Regions from separate parts of the Homo sapiens genome. Here region 2 is linked to region 1. Evidence: chromatin loops called from intact Hi-C (ENCODE). Cell type or tissue: Panc1. All regions are shown on one strand. Each heading gives the region's core, and the rest is flanking DNA. Links, peaks and the distances in the headings are about the cores only. Region 1 has its middle 8.1 kb from the start of TMEM14C. Region 2 overlaps MAK (male germ cell associated kinase).

What was found. A loop is a pair of places that touch in the nucleus more often than their neighbours do. Peaks named below come from ENCODE experiments on the same cell type or tissue, not always from the same donor. Only the 100,000 strongest peaks of a DNase experiment are listed, where the experiment ranks them.
Region 2: a loop joins it to region 1, with 2.0 times the contacts of the local background. A loop is called at or near these places in 10 of 110 quality-filtered maps.

The regions. Positions count from the first base shown.
Region 1 is chr6:10,712,740-10,717,139 of GRCh38, reverse strand. No RefSeq gene overlaps it. Among named protein-coding and RNA genes, the nearest start is that of TMEM14C, 8.1 kb to the left of the region's middle. In Panc1, for the core only: no CTCF peak of the experiment used is centred there; no DNase peak of the experiment used is centred there; H3K27ac peaks cover 494 bases.
Region 2 is chr6:10,792,897-10,797,296 of GRCh38, reverse strand. MAK (male germ cell associated kinase) reads left to right here. Exons shown (of 15, transcript NM_001242957.3): 9 at 988-1,299. Among named protein-coding and RNA genes, the nearest start is that of MAK, 43 kb to the left of the region's middle. In Panc1, for the core only: no CTCF peak of the experiment used is centred there; no DNase peak of the experiment used is centred there.

The DNA.
Region 1 (4,400 bases), core at 170-4,169:
GGATGCTTCAATCCCTCTAAATGATGATAAAAGCAGTAGACCAGAAGTCAGGAAGGATATAGAAAAACCCCAATAACATCATCAACTAACAGGATCTAATATACATTTATAGAGTGCTCCACCCAACAACTGCAAGATACATATTCAAGTGTCCACAGAACATCTATCAGGAGAGATCATATCCTGGGCCATAAAACAAATCTCAACTAATTTAAAAGAATTGAAATCATACAGAATGTGTTCTCCAACAACAATGGAATCAAATTAGAAATCAGTAACAGAAAGATAAGAAAATCTCCAAACACTTGGAAACTAAACATTTTAAAATAATCTGTCGGTCAAAGAGAAAAATCCAGAAATTAAATTAAGGCTAGGCATGGTGGCTCTAAAAATTAAAAATCTAGAAATTAAATTAAGGCTAGGTAGGTGTGGTGGCTCATGCCTGTAATCCCAGAACTTTGGGAGGCCAAGGTGGTAGGATCGCTTGAGTCCGGGAGTTTAAGAGCAGCCTGGCCAACGTGGTAAAACCCTGTCTTTATAAGACACAAAAAAGCCAGGCGTGTTGGTATGTGCCTCTAGTCCCAGCCATTCAGGAGGATGAGGTGGGAGAATTGCCTGTCTCTAGGAGGCCAAGGCTGCAGTGAGCCAAGATCACGCCATTGCACTCCAGCCTGGGTGACCTTGCCCCCTCCCCTGCCGCCAAGAAAAGTGCATTATCCTGAATAAAATGAAAATACAACACATTAAAATATATAGCATTAGTAGCAATGAATAAACCAAAAGTGAAATTAACAATTCAATTTACAATAGCATCAAAAGGAATAAAACCCTCAGAAATAAATTTAATAAAATAAATACAAAATTTATAAACTGAAAACTAAAAAACACTGTGGAAAGAAATGAAAGAATACCTAAATAAATAAAAGGATATCCTTTGTTTGTGGATTGGAGGATTTCAAATTTTTCAGGTTATAATATTCCTCAAATTGATCTACAGATTCAATGCAATTCCTGTCAAATTCAAGCTGGACTCTGCAGAAATTGATAAACTGATATTAAAATTCATTAAAAATTCAAGGGACACAGTACAGCCAAAATAATCTTCAAAAAGAATAAAGTTGCAAGACTCACCTTTCCTTATTTCAAAACTTACTACAAACCTATAGTAATCAAGACTGTATTGTACTATTATAAGGATGGGCATATAAATCAATGGATTAGAATTGTGAATCCAGGGCCGGGCGCGGTGGCTCACGCCTGTAATCCTAGCACTTTGGGAGGCTGAGGCGGGTGGATCACCTGAGGTCAGGAGTAATAAACATTTTTTCAAAAAAGATAAAAGAGGCTCACCATCATTAGCCATCAGGAAATGCAAATCAAAATCACAATGAGCTACTAAGCCCCACCCACTGGAATGGCTATAATAAAAACAAAAAACCAGGTGTCAGCAAAGGTGTGGCAAAATTGGAACACTCACACACTGGTGGTGGAAATATAAAGGGTGTGATCGCTTTAGGACAGTATGGCAGTCCCTCAAAAGGTTGAACATAAGAGTAACCATCTGATTCCGCAATTTTACTTCTAGGTATATATGTACCCAAGAAAAATGAAAACATATGTTCATGCAAAAACTTGTAAATGAATGTTCAAAGCAACATTATTCTTACTAGCCAAGAAGAAACAAATATGCATCAGCTATAGAATGAACAAACTGTGTTATATCCATGCAATGAAATATTATTTGGCAATAAAAAGAAATGAAATACTGATATATGTTACAATATGAATAAACCCTTGCCAGGCACAGTGGCTCACACCTGTCATCCCAGCACTTTGGGAGGCCGAGGCAGGCGGATTACCTGAGGTCAGGAGTTTGAGACCAGCCTGGCCAACATGGCGAAACCCCGTCTCTACTAAAACTACAAAAATTAGCTGGGCATGGTGGCGGGTGCCTGTAATCCCAGCTACTTGGGAGGCTGAGGCAGGAGAATCGCTTGAACCCAGGAGGTAGAGGTTGCAGTGAGCCGAGACCGCACCATTGCACTCCAGCCTGGGCAACAAGAGCGAAACTCCATCTAAAACAACAACAACAACAAAAAACCAATATGGATGAACCCTGGAACAATATGTGAAGTGAAATCACAAAAGACCCCAAATGGAATGATTCCATTTCTATGAAATGTCTAGACTAGGCAAATCCTACACATACGGAAGACAGATCAGTGGTTGCATACACCTAGGGGTGTTTGGGAGGGAGAAATGGGGAATGACAGCTAAGGGGTCCAAGGTTTCTTCTTGGAGTGATTAAAATGTCCTAATATTGATTTTTGTGATAGTTGCACTCTGTGAATAGACTGAAAAACATTGAATTGTATGCTTTCGATGGGTGAATAGTATGTTGTATGAATTATGTCTCAAAGTATTACAAAAAACCAAACTGTGTTTGCTACTTGGGAGGCTGGGGCCAGAAGATTGTTTGAGGCCAGAAGTTTGAGACCAGCCTCAGCAACCATAACACAACCCTGTCTCTTTTAAATAGATAGATACACTACTACATACAAAAACAGTGGCATGTAGCAAAAGCAGTGCTAAAAACCTTAAGAGCACACATTTGAAATGAGGGAAAAACTCACATAATATAAGCTCCTGCCTCAAGAACCTAGTAAAAAAGCCAGGTGTGGTGGCTCACACCTGTAGTCCCAGCAACTCCGGAGGCCAAGGTGGGAGGATGGCTTTAGCCCAGGAGTTAAAGGCCAGCCTGAGCAACATAGCAAGACCATGTCTCTAAAAAATCCTAAAACAAACCAAAAAGAAAATAGAAAAAGAAGAGCAAAAGAAACCCCAAAGCAAGCAGAAGGAAAGAAGGAAATAAGGATGAGAGCAGAAAATGAAATTGAAAACAGAAGGAGTCAATGAAACAAAGAACTGATTCTTTGTTTTGTTTTGTTTTTGAGACACAGTTTCTCTCTGTTGCCCAGGCTGGAGTGCAGTGGCACAGTCTCGGCTCACCGCAACCTCCGCCTCTCGGGTTTGAGCGATTCTCCTGGCTCAGCCCCCCTAGTAGCTGGGATTACAGGCGCCTGCCACAATGCCCGGCTAATTTTTATATTTTTAGTAGAGACAGGATTTCACCAGGTTTTCCAGGTTGGTCTTGAACGTCTGACCTTAGGTGATCTGCCCACCTCGGCCTCCCAAAGTGCTGGGATTACAGGCATGAGCCACCGTGCCTGGCAGAACTGGTTCTTTGAAAAGATAATAAAACTGACAAAGCTCTAGGAAGACTGACAAAGAAAACAGAGAGGACACAAATTACCAATATCAGGAATGAAACAGGGGATGTCAAGTTGACCTTTCTTCAACTTGACAAAGAATATCTACGAAAACCCTACAGCTGGCATTATACTTAACAGTGAAAGACTGAATATTTTTCCCCTAAGATCATAACAAGGCAAAGATGTCTGTTCTCACTATTGTTATTCAACACAGTGCTGCATCTTCTAGTCAGTTAATAAGGCAAGAAAATGGGGAAAAATACAGATAGAAATAACACTATTTATATTTGCAGATAACATAATTGTCTACATAGAAACCCCCAACAAAACAACTCCTAGAATAAATGAATTCAGCAAGATAGCAGGATGTAAGATCACACAAAAATAAACTGTATTTCTATGTATTAGCAATGAATATGGGCACCAAAATTAAAAATATCACTTGTAGGCCAGGTGCAGTGGCTCATGCCTGTAATCCCAACACTTTGGGAGGCCAAAGTGGGCAGATCACGAGGTCAGGAGTTTGAGACCAGCCTAGCCAATATAGTGAAACCCCATCTCTACTAAAAGTACAAAAAAATTTGCCGGGCATGGTGGCAGGCACCTGTAATCCCAGCTACTTGGGAGGCTGAGGCAGGAGAATCGCTTGAACCCAAGGAGGCAGAGGTTGCGGTCAGCCGAGATGGCGTCACTGCACTCCAGCCCAGGCACCAGTGCAAGACTCCATCTCAAAAAAAAAAAAAAAAAAAAAAAAAATTACTTGTAATTCCCCCACCCCAAATACTTACAAATAAATCTAACACGTGCAAGATTTGTATGCTGAAAACTACACAACACTGATAAAAGAAATCAAAGATCTGGCTGGGCGCAGTAGCTAAGGCCTGTAATCCCAGCACTTTGGGAGGCCAAGGCGGGCGGATCACCTGAGGTCAGGAGTTTGAGACCAGCCTGGCCAACATGGCGAAACCCTGTCTCTTCTATAAATAAAAAAATTAGCCGGGCGTGGTGGTGTGTGCCTGTAATCCCAGCTACTCGGGAGGCTGAGGCAGGAGAATTGCGTGAATCCAGGAGGCAGTAGTTGCAGTGAGCTGAGGTCGCAAAATTGCACTCCAGCCTGGGTGACAAGAG
Region 2 (4,400 bases), core at 214-4,213, 80 kb before region 1:
TTTCCCTCTCATGCAAGCAGTCAGGTGACTGATCTAGATAAAACTCAAACAGTGATCATTTTTCATAATATTTTTATATTTTCTTCCCATAAATGTCTTCTCTTTGCTGGTATACCGATGAAATAAACTTCAACAGTATGTGTTTGTTGTCCCCTCTTTAGATTTTTTTTTTATTACTAGTAGGTATATTGTTGTACTCAGGCTGAGAGTAACCCGGAATTTTACATACAGCTCTGGTTAATCATTTCAAATAATCTATATGGAAGATTTTCTTAATTCACTTTTTAATGTCTTTGAGTGTACTCTAAACCATTATTGGTGTGTAGTATTTTAGCTTGAAGTAATCACATTAATTTAGCCAATGTCTATAAATTACATTTTATTTTCACTAACAAATCTTTAAATAAATAGAACAGCTGTTTTGCTTAGATGTTATAATAACAAGTGAGCTTTCTATTTTTTCCTACTAGTACTTTTTTTTTTTTTTTTTTGAGGTGGAGTCTCGCTGTGTTGCCTAGGTTGAAGTGCAGTGGCACAATCTTGGCTCACTACAATCTCCTCCTCCCAGGTTCAAGCGATTCTCATGCCTCACCCTCCCGTATAACTGGGGTTACAGGCATCCACCAACACGCCTGGCTAATTTTTGTATTTTTAGTAGAGACTGGGTTTCACCATGTTGGTCGGGCTGGTCTTGAACTCCTGACCGCAAGTGATCCTCCCACCTCATCCTCCCAAAGTGCTAGGATTATAGGCGTGAGCCACCATGCCCAGCCACTTTTAATTTTTTAATGCAATTTATTTCTCAAATCATTTTTTTCTGGTTATCTTTTAAAAGAGGCACTGTATAGGGAATGATGGCTGCTTTCTAAATCTTTGAAGCTCATGTGGGCTAATGATAAATGCCTCGCACAGGGCCAACCATAGTTTATGTGCAATACATTTAGGTGGAACTGTTTTCCATTTGTTGTTTTCTCTGTGTTTTTATAGGCATTGAAACACCCATATTTTCAAGTTGGTCAGGTATTAGGCCCTTCGTCAAATCATCTGGAATCAAAACAGTCTTTAAATAAGCAGCTGCAACCATTAGAATCAAAGCCATCTTTAGTTGAGGTAGAGCCTAAGCCTCTGCCGGATATAATCGATCAGGTTGTTGGACAACCCCAGCCAAAAACTAGCCAGCAGCCACTGCAGCCCATTCAGCCGCCACAGAACCTGAGCGTCCAGCAACCTCCAAAGCAACAGAGTCAGGAGAAACCGCCACAAACGCTATTCCCGAGCATCGTCAAAAACATGCCAACTGTGAGTAGCCAGTCATGACACTTGCAATGAAATAGTTTGACTCGTGCAATTAAGATTTTTTTCGAGGCATTTCTAATAATGTTGGAAAAGATATAAAAGATTTTTCTTTGTTAAAGACCCTGAGTCCTCTGGTTGGAGCTTGACATGAGATCACTTAAAATTCTAATATGGTTTATAAAAAGAAAAACTTTCAGGATAAAAGTAACCAAGTTTACATGCTACAGTCTTCAGTCTTTTTTCTTTTTCTTTTTTTGAGACGGAGGTTCGCTTTTGTTGCCTAGGCTGGAGTGCAGTGGCACGACCTTAGCTCACTGCAATCTCTGACTCCTGGGTTCAAGCGATTCTCCTGCCTCAGCCTCCCAAGTAGCTGGGATTACAGACGCCCACCACCACGCCTGGATATTTTTTTGTATTTTTAGTAGAGATGGGGTTTCACCATGTTGTCCAGGCTGGTCTTGAGTTCCTGACTGCAAGTGATACACCCGCCTTGGCCTCCCAAAGTTCTGGGATTACAGGCATGAGCCACTGCACCTGGGCTTTTCTTTTTTATTTCTTGAGACGGAGTTTCACTCTATTTGCCCAGGCTGGAGTGCAATGGCACGATCTTGGCTCACTGCAACCTCCACCTCCCAGGTTCAAGCAGTTCTCTTGCCTCAGCTTCCTGAGTGGCTGGGATTATAGGCACCCACCACCACACCCAGCTAATTTTTGTATTTTTAGTGGAGACCATGTTGGCCAGGCTGGTCTCGAACTCCTGACCTCAGATGATCCACCCATCTCGGCCTCCCAAAGTGCTGGGATTACAGGCGTGAGCCACCAAGCCCGGCCTAAAATTCTTTCAATGCAGAAGAATTCAAAGAAAGAATTTAAAAGAATCGGGTACTCCAGAGTACTGATCCTAAATCTTAAGAATTTTTAACAGTACTTTCATTTTACAGTGTTCTTAAATGCTAAGGAACATGGAGAGAATGGGTTTTTATTTATTATTATTATTATTATTATTTTGAGACAGAGTTTTGCTCTTGTTGCCCAGGCTGGAGTGCAATGGTGTGATCTCAGCTCACCACAACCTCCACCTCCCAGGTTCAAGCAATCCTCCTGCCTCAGCCTCCTGAGTAGCTCGGATTACAGGCATGTGCCACCATGCCCAGCTAATTTTGTATTTTTAGTAGAGATGGGGTTTCTCCATGTTGGTCCGGCTGGTCTTGAACTCCTGACCTCAGGTGATCCACCCTCCTTGGCCTCCCAAAGTGCTTGGATTACAGGCCTGAGCCACCGCACCTGGCCAGAATAGGTTTTTAAAGTGTCAGGCATAGTATAAAACTTTTTCTTCCATCTTTTGTTCAGCTCCAGGAGCTCTTCAGTTGCTGTAGTATTTTAGCTGTCCCACTGGGTATACACTCCCAAATGTGTTTGCATTATGGCATTTTAGGATGGAAATCGGTCTTATACAGCACTGTATCTATTTCCTTCCAGTCCCCAACTGCCCCACCAACCTAGATAAGCAAGGCCTCCTCGTCCCCCAATAGCACTAATCACATTCTAACATACTGTTAATTACTTCTTATGTTTATTGTTTATTTGTCTCTTCCTCTGGAATGCAGCAAGCTCAGTGAGGTCAGGAATGTTTGTGTGTTTATCAGTACAGCCTCAGCACCCCGACCAGTGCCTGCCACATGGTAGATTCTCAGTAGATATTTGTTCAGTGAATGAAGGAATGAATAATTGCCCACATGACTTGTAAACCACCTCTGGGGTCCTGGGGAGTCCACTTTTATCTTTGGAACAGTTCTGAATATTAGAAAGTTCTTCCTTAATACTGGGTAAAATCTGGTTTTCTAGCTTTTAATGAAGGCTAATCACTTTTCTAGAAAGGCAGCCTTTTAGATATTTGAAAATAGCCCTTATATTATCTGCCCTTTTCTCTAGAGAAACTTCTCCAATTCCCTTAAGGGCTCTGCATATAACACCATTCACCAATGACTGATAACTCTCAGTTCCTATTATGAATGTGTCTTTAAGTCCCCTCTCATCTTGCTTTCCACTTAGAATGAGGTTGCCAGAGCTAGAGGCAGACAGCAGGCAGGGAATATAGAGCAGGGCGAATCACCTCCGACATTCTAAACCATATGTGCACTCGTGCCACCAACGATGACAGTCCTCCCCATGACCCCTTGGAAGATGCATCAATTGTTGACTCATATTGTGAGGGAAGGAAAGGAAGTTAATATTTATTGAGTAGCTTCCAAGTGCCATGCATATGCGAGGGACGCTGTGTGCATTCTCTAAGTTAAAGAGAATAACCTAGCCCCCAGCCCCGCCACACACACATTTTTATATAGGTGAGTTCCAGAGCTGGGATTAAGTACTGTGTTAACTAAAATTTCTAAGTATACCTGTTTTTTCACAAATGCTTCTCCTAAATTGCATATTCTGTACCTCTGACTTGTGTATTTCATCTCTAGGATTCAAAAAGTTGCAAGATCTCTTACCTCTTCAATTTCTAATTATTTTTGAATCTGTATTTTTTCTTCTCAGTTTACCCATTCTGCCCAGCTTGTTGCCAGCTGTGTATTTGTTTAGTTGTCTGTTTTGCTCCTGAATCTTCATGATGAATAGAACGACCGTGAGATCTTGGGCAGGCTACTAGAACCTTTCTCTAGATTGACGTTGATCCATTTGTCAGTACTGTTGGTCAAGTTCTTCAACTATGTGCTGATCCCCTTTGCTGCCTTCACCCACTGGGCTGAAGTCCACATACACTACACTGAATGAATTCATTGTTTGCCTTTTATGAAAAAGTGTGGTCTATATGAGCTATCACTGTTTTTCCTTAGTGCTCACAAACATCCCCTTTAATAATTGATTTTAGAATCTTTGCCCTCATCCTCTACCAAACTTACTGATGTGGAGTTTGCAAAAATAAATCTTCTACTTTATTAAAAGTATTATATTTGCCCCTTTCCAGTCTTCTCAGCCATACCAGATTCTTGCATATCACTGATATTGTTCAGCAGTGTTCAGGATCAGTACCCTAAAATACAATTCAACAGAAGGGAGGCTCAAACTCAGCTAAGGGTAACCTTTTATTAACCCTACTC